Regions from separate parts of the Homo sapiens genome. Here region 1 is linked to region 2. A link is a contact called in ENCODE Hi-C or POLR2A ChIA-PET data. All regions are on one chromosome and are shown on one strand. Each heading gives the region's core, a stretch centred on a gene start or an enhancer-like site at or near the end of the contact. The rest is flanking DNA. Distances are from core to core; before and after follow the strand shown.

What was found. A loop is a pair of places that touch in the nucleus more often than their neighbours do. ChIA-PET counts read pairs that join two places held with the same protein, here RNA polymerase II (POLR2A). Pooled maps may share reads with other maps.
Region 1: a pooled map shows a loop between it and region 2 (3-fold over the local background). The contact joins the enhancer-like site here to the promoter of HSPA4L in region 2. A Hi-C loop is called at or near these places in 1 of 37 single-sample maps with no recorded cell type and 2 of 50 pooled maps. POLR2A ChIA-PET finds 5 or more read pairs at or near these places in 2 of 52 experiments (BJ and Caco-2).

What each region holds. Positions count from the first base shown.
Region 1 is chr4:128,516,556-128,519,797 of GRCh38, reverse strand. LINC02615 (long intergenic non-protein coding RNA 2615) reads right to left here. Exons shown (of 9, transcript NR_125882.1): 9 at 400-1,042. Among named protein-coding and RNA genes, the nearest start is that of LINC03140, 52 kb to the left of the region's middle. RefSeq lists enhancers at 1,579-1,628, 1,171-1,932, 1,847-1,991, a cis regulatory region at 1,914-1,924 and a silencer at 2,901-2,980. Within about 2 kb of position 1,942, at least 22 of the 41 ENCODE cell types and tissues checked have a DNase peak (open chromatin) inside an H3K27ac peak, as active enhancers do.
Region 2 is chr4:127,780,703-127,784,136 of GRCh38, reverse strand. HSPA4L (heat shock protein family A (Hsp70) member 4 like) reads right to left here and starts at 1,815. Exons shown (of 19, transcript NM_014278.4): 1 at 1,480-1,815. The coding sequence starts at 1,586. RefSeq lists enhancers at 1,065-1,144, 753-1,745, 1,645-1,794 and silencers at 1,935-2,004, 2,285-2,454.

The sequences.
Region 1 (3,242 bases), core at 693-3,192, 740 kb before region 2:
TGTGTCTCCACCACTGCTAAGAGAGCATGCTCAGGCTGACCTGCTTGGCTACTCACACGGCAGAGCCAACGTGCCGCAGCCATCCCAGCCAAGGCTACTGTGGACCAGCCAATGGCAAACAATCCCCATACATGTGAATGAGCCCTGGCACCACCAGCAGAGCTGCCTAGCCAACTCACAGCCGACTGCAGATGAGTGCAGCGCAGAGCAGCCGAGCCCAACCCAGAGCAGATTCATGAGCTAAATCAAGGTTCAGCCAACTATGGCCATGGGCCAAGTCTGACCCACCATCTGTTTTTGTATGACTTGTGAAAAAAACTCACAGACCATTCAACTTCGTGGTTGAAAAAAATCAAAGTATAATATTTCTTAACATATAAAAATTCCATGAAATTCCAATTTTAGTGTCCATAAATAAAGTTTTATTGGAACACAGTCATGCTCCTCCATTTGCATAGCATCTAAGGCTACTGTTGTGCTACAAGTTCAGAGTTCAGAGACTGTATGGCCTGAAACACCTAAAATATTTACTATTTGGCCCTTTAAAAAAAAAAAAAGATTGTCAATCCCTGAGCTAAATAAATGTTTATTGCTGTGTGCCACTGAAAGTCACCAGTGATTTGTTTTGCAGCATCACTGTAGCAAAAGTTTACTGACACATCTTCTCATCTGAACAGCCATTTCTTTACCTATTTCCCCCACAGAAAGTACTGGTGGAGCAGAAGAAGCCCAACGTCAGAACAAAGCCAGCTTCCCCCTCCTCCTTCCCACCGTGGGCACAGACCCCATGTCCTGGATTGATGGCTGGGATGATGGGCTGTAACAATGAATGCCAGCATATCAAAAAATGTCAGATTCTTCAGTGGGTTCCTGTCTAGGGAGCAGACAACACCAACCACTCTGCCACAGTGACCAGTGAGGATCCAGAAGTCCCCTCATCCTGCCGACAGTGCCACAAAGCTTATGAACAAGGGTTTCCATCTATCACCAGCTGCACACTGAGAGGTCAAACTGCATAGGAGTAGAGGCATGAAGAGGAAACCTGAAAGATGAAAAGAAACTTTTAGCTCAACCTAGATAATTACATTGGAACTAAGTTTACAAGATTGGGCTAAAATTGAATTCCCACTCTGGGGTCCAGTGGTGGAAATTTGAGAGAAATATTCCACCAGTTAATAAAAAAAGTTGTTACATTTTTTATTATCTCTGAGTGTATTGTGAGTGAATTTTGCAAATCTGATATGAATTTTTGTAAAATGAATACACAGATGAATAAATGAATGAATGAATGCGAAACTCCTCATCATCCTGCCATGTACTCTTCCCACCACCCGCTGGCATTTCTAGCCAGTGAAGGCATCAATCCAGAAACAACTCATTCCTCATCTTGAAATGCCTTCCAACTTCTAGGAGCAAGCAGCAACTTCTAGGTCTAGCTCCCTCCTTCAGAAATGCCTAAACATTCGCCTACATTCCCTGGTCCCTTGGCTCAGGAATTTTGTAGGTGGTCTCAAAGCCTTGGATAAATTTACATGAAACAGGCTGGCATCCTCTATGTTAGAGGAGTTTGGATCTTTCAGTAGACTCTAGCCTTAAACCTGTACCAAAAATCTTTTGAGATTATAATGAGGCAATGTTTTCCCCAAGAGGAGAAAAGGTCAGATTCCCACATCTGGAGTTTGACCTTTGTGCATGTTGTCATTTCACCCACCACAGGAAACCTTTCTAGGCTGGGCTAAAATGTGTAACTTCTCAACAGTGTGGCTGGTAGCAATCCCACCCAGCTGTGTGGAATGGGAAGTGAAAGGGCAATTAATATTCTGTTAAAACTTCAGGGGGCTGCACTGAAGCTGGCCAGATAGCAAGGCTGACTCATCACGTTAAAACCCAATGCAGTATTGTCTGCTCACTTCTGCTGACTCACTTGTCAGCCCTAAGCTATGTGTACCCAGGCAGAGCTGCCAGGTCTCACATCCGCCTTTCCAGAGTGTTACCCTTCTGCACCAGCCATGACCATTCACTCTCTGGAGAAGCATTTATGATCAGCCATGGATGATTTTAAATGTGTGAAGAACTGTTTCATGGAGGGAGATTATCAGCCTCTTTCTTACATTGTTTTACATGAAAACAACATGAACAGCAACACAACTGACACTGGAGAAGAACCATAGTTCTTCCAAGCTGGAATGGAGCCTTAGAGATCAAGCTAGATCTTATGAGATCTAGTGGGAAGGAGGCTAGCACGTTGAATAAGAGCTTTGAGTCAGGCGACCTGAATTTATGTAGCCTTGGACACAGGTAGTCGAATTATAAGTAGTAGGCTAATACAGCTGTTAAGCAACTTTAAGCAAATTGCTCAGACTCTCTGAGCTTTGGTTTCCTTATCTGTAAAATTAGAAATAATTATAGCACCCACCTCATGGGGCTATTGTGAAGAAAGGATGAAAAGAGATCAAGTATAAAAGGAATCGAGTGCTGGGCACAAAGTGCTCCATATATTGTAGCTATTAGTAAGGCTGATGAGGCAATTCATGGAAACCTCTTTCCTGGAAACAGGATAGAACCTACATGTGTTTGGCATTAGATTAGTAAAGGGTAAAAGAATATCACTGCAAGCTGGGTATTGATGGGGGTGGGGAGGACAGAGAAGGAGGAAGAATTGCCCAGGGAATGCTGGACCTTCAGTATTTTGAAGGGCCCTGCTTTGGGGCCCAGGTGGGGAAGTATCCACCTTTCCATCCTGGTTTTAGGTCTGCTGAAGATAGTTATTCTTTTTTTTTTTTTTTTTTAAAAAGACCCTTCTGATTATAAGTCTTTGTTTGAAGACATTGCTCAGATTTCCCTTTAAGGGCCTCATTTAAATGTACACACAAGGCAGCACAGTCCAGTTTTTTAAAAAAAGCCTGGCTAGTAATGACATACAGAAACTGATACTTACATGATACTGTTAAGTGCACTCTTTTTAAACCACTAATTCTTATTTCACAGAAAGTGGTCCTTATGTCAACGTCCTTAAGAGGTCCAACAGCTTGTATAACCAGCAGACCTCATGGTTAGTTAGCAGCTTTCAGGACTTGAATTCCCAGTGATAAACAAAAGAATTCCGAAGGCCACAATCCATAAACTCTCCATAAAAACATATGGAACTACTTAAAAAGGTTGGCTCAGGGCTGTTGTTTTGAAAACAAGCATCCTCAGCCAGAATCTCTACTGAGTGCTATTTACTGAATGGTTGAAGAAGG
Region 2 (3,434 bases), core at 566-3,065:
TCTGTTTCTGGCGAAAGCCAGTATTTGTTGTGGCTTAATATAAAACCTTGTAGAGACGAATTCATCGACTTCACAGTTACTGTTTCGGCCTCTCACTGTGCATAAAAGCCAGAAAAAGATGTAAAAAGTAGAAGAGTTCAAACATTATTGAGGATTACCTTATCTATGCCCATGTATTGAAAATATAAACGTCCAAAACGTTTAAAATTTCAATAGAAGAAACGTGTACATCTACGAAAAAAGGTATAAAACCTTCTAGAATCTTCTTGGAAAGAAATCAAAGCACAGACTGCTTCAAGTGAGCTACTCTTCAACATCTTTTTGCCATATTTTAAAGCTTTCCATAGAATAGTAAATGAGGCATTTAAAGACCATTGGACACTGACCTTGTTTTAGTATAGTTAAGGTATTATATTTTGGACCATTCAGAACGGTCAAATTAAGATGCCAAATTACCTTTCCATAAAAAGTAATATAGGTTTCATACAGTTGGTTTCCTCATAAAATTACCAGTAACAGCAGCCTATAAGCAGCAACTAGTTTTTCATATTTCAGAATTACTTCATTATATTCCTTGCCAACAAACTTCCCAGGCCAGAGAAACAACGGAACATGTGGAAACATGTTTCCATGACATAACGCCGCTCCTCCTAAGCCTTTCATTAAGCGTTCATAATAGAATCACTCCACAGTCATGTTTATACGGGACAGCTGCCCCCGACTCCGGCAATTCACTCTGCAGAAACACGCTTTTGGTCCGACCCAACCCCGCCGCATTCCAGCAACTGACGTAGTTACCAATGCACAAGGCCAGTGACTCCCATCCCGAGGCTCTCCCTATCAATGCACCATTGACCTGGCCCTGTAAACCGGCTCCATTACCTGCAGTTCTCAAGGGCACTGGGTTTTGTAAAACCCCACATGCCTCACTCCCCGCCCTTAAAAAAAAAAAAAAGGCTTTCGGGGCCAGATGAACCTGCAATTCATCTCTGACGTGTGCAGCCGAAGCTGACTTTTTACTTTTCTGAGAAAAAGCTGTCACCCAGAGGGACGGGGAAAGGAAGGAGGGCAGCTGGCGCGGGGCCGATAATCCCACGTAAACCTCGTTAGAGGCAACCGGAGATCTTTCTCAATATTCCGGACGCCAGGGGCTGTCCCACAGCAACCTCTTCCTCGCAAGCAAAAGAGGCGTTGGGGGACAGCGGCACGAGGCAGGGGACGTGCGTAGGTACAGAAAAGAGAGCTGCGCAAACTAGTGCGGTCCCTCGTCCTTGAAGGAAAAGAAGCTTTGCGGGGCGAGGAAGTCCGACTGCCACCCGGCGGTCTCTAGGGACTGCGGTTGACGGGTTGCACCTGTCATCTCGGGGTTCGGCGCACGTTAGGGGAAAATCCGAGGAAGCGAGCAGACAGGACAAACGTTAAGGACGGGAGAGAAAAACGTTTCTTAGGGTCGAGGTGATGCTCAGCAGAGGCACTTACGGGGTACACCTGTCGCTGTACTCATTGGCGATGGTCTCGATGCCGCCACTTCTCGCGACAGCAATGTAGCAGTTGAGAAAGCCGAGGTCAATGCCAACCACAGACATCCCGCCGCGTGATGGTCGGGCTGCTGGTACTGAACCCTTCGGTACGGGAACCGTGTCCTCTTCTGGGCTATTGCTGCTGGGATTGCGACTCCTACCAGAAGCAAACGAGAGGGGACCCCAAGTCGCTAAGCAGAAAATCTAGGGCAGGGAGTCGGAAACCCGCGGAAGGAGCAGAGGCCGTCAGCGCCGCAGCCTGCACCGCGTCCCGCAGCCTGGGTCTTTCCCTACTGCGGTTCGGCCGCCTCCAACCGGCGGTTACTGGGACCTGCGCCTGCGCGCTCGGCTGCCCGGGAGGCGCGCGAGCCTCCGCTCCGCGCCCGAGCCAGCTCCGGGCCCGGACTTCGGCCGCTTCCGTCAGCACTCGGGCAACGGCTGCCCAAGAAGCTGCGGGTTCGAGAAAGATCTGGAAAATGGAGGCTGCTGAGCTATCCGGGGGCGGGAGAAGCGGGAAGGCGGGGCGGGGAGGATCGGGGAAAGGAGGCTAGGCACATTGGCTTGCTCGCCCTCGCTCGGCAGTAGGACGTCGGGCGGTCGGGCTAGGTGAGAGGCAGGCGACCGGCCGGCCCGGGGCTTTGCGAACGTGTTTTGAGGCACATTTTTGGGTTGTTTTGGCAACCGGAGGCGTGCTTGTCACGGCGGCAGGATGCTGTCCTGGCTGGCGGGCGCCGCCCCCTCACCCCCTGCCCTCAGAAGGGCTCGCCCGCAGGCCTCGCCTCCCCGAGGGGCCCATGTGCAGCCCGGCGCCCTCCCCTTGTGGCTGGAGGCCCGCCGCGCCCGGCTCTGTGAGGTGGCGCGCATTGTCCGACGTCCGCCGCTCCGCCCTGTCCAGCCCCGGGGGAGCTGCCGAGCCCGGGACAGACTCTTGTGCGAAAGCGGGATGAGCACATGTTAGGTTTTTTTCTTTTTTCATCAGCAGGATTTGAAATATCAAAAGTCAAACTTCTGTCAAGAAATAAGATCACACTGACAACTTTCCCTCCACGTACCTTTCCTCACACCTTTCTAAAAGATGCTGGCCCCGCCGCTGACCCTTGTCTCTGGAAACCAGTTTTACAGGAAAGTGACCTTAATTAAGTGTGCCACTCACACCAGCCAAGTCTGTGCTTTAGCCTCCAGCCGCTGCCCTGTGGTCCTCAAAAAAGAGCCCAGTGTGGTCCAGCGCCCTCCCTCTTGGTTTGATCGGCATGTGTTGCCTGTCTGTAATTAACCAAGTTTTATGTTACACTTAAGAAATTTGGCTGTCTTGTTGCTTTTCGTTCACTTTTACGTGTGTGCCCTGTTCCTTCTCTGCCAGTCCTTGGTCTGTTCCCTGTTCCTCCCCGTCCTCTTCATCTAGTCTCTGTTCCTTCTCATCCAATTCTTTGTGTGTTTTCCTGTTCCATTTTGGTATCCATCTTGAAAACAGGCGTGTTTTTTTGTTTGTTTGTTTTGTTTACTAGATTCTTTAGTATTCTGATTATCCCTAGTTGTCCACTTCTTTAAATAACTTAGATTTTTTACTATTAATAATGTTGCTACAGCAGCAGCAGCAGCAAGGGTGGCTATAGTTCCTGCTGCTGTTAGAATGAACGTGAAATCCATTTTCAAGGGCAATACTGAGGCAACTGGATTGTACAGTATTGCTTGGGCTCTGGTCTCTACATTGAAGAAATCAATCAGGCCTCTCTTCCCTTCATGAGCACTCAGGAGACGTGGAGCCCCTGGGTGAAGCTGCGCTCTGAGACACCGCAGAACTCGGCGTCCCAGCGGGCAGCTCGTGAGCAGAACAGGGATTGGGCGTTGCCCTGCGACTGAACCCTGGGCCCTGGTCCTGCTGGGCGCCTGTGACTTCCACCAGTTCTCCTCACA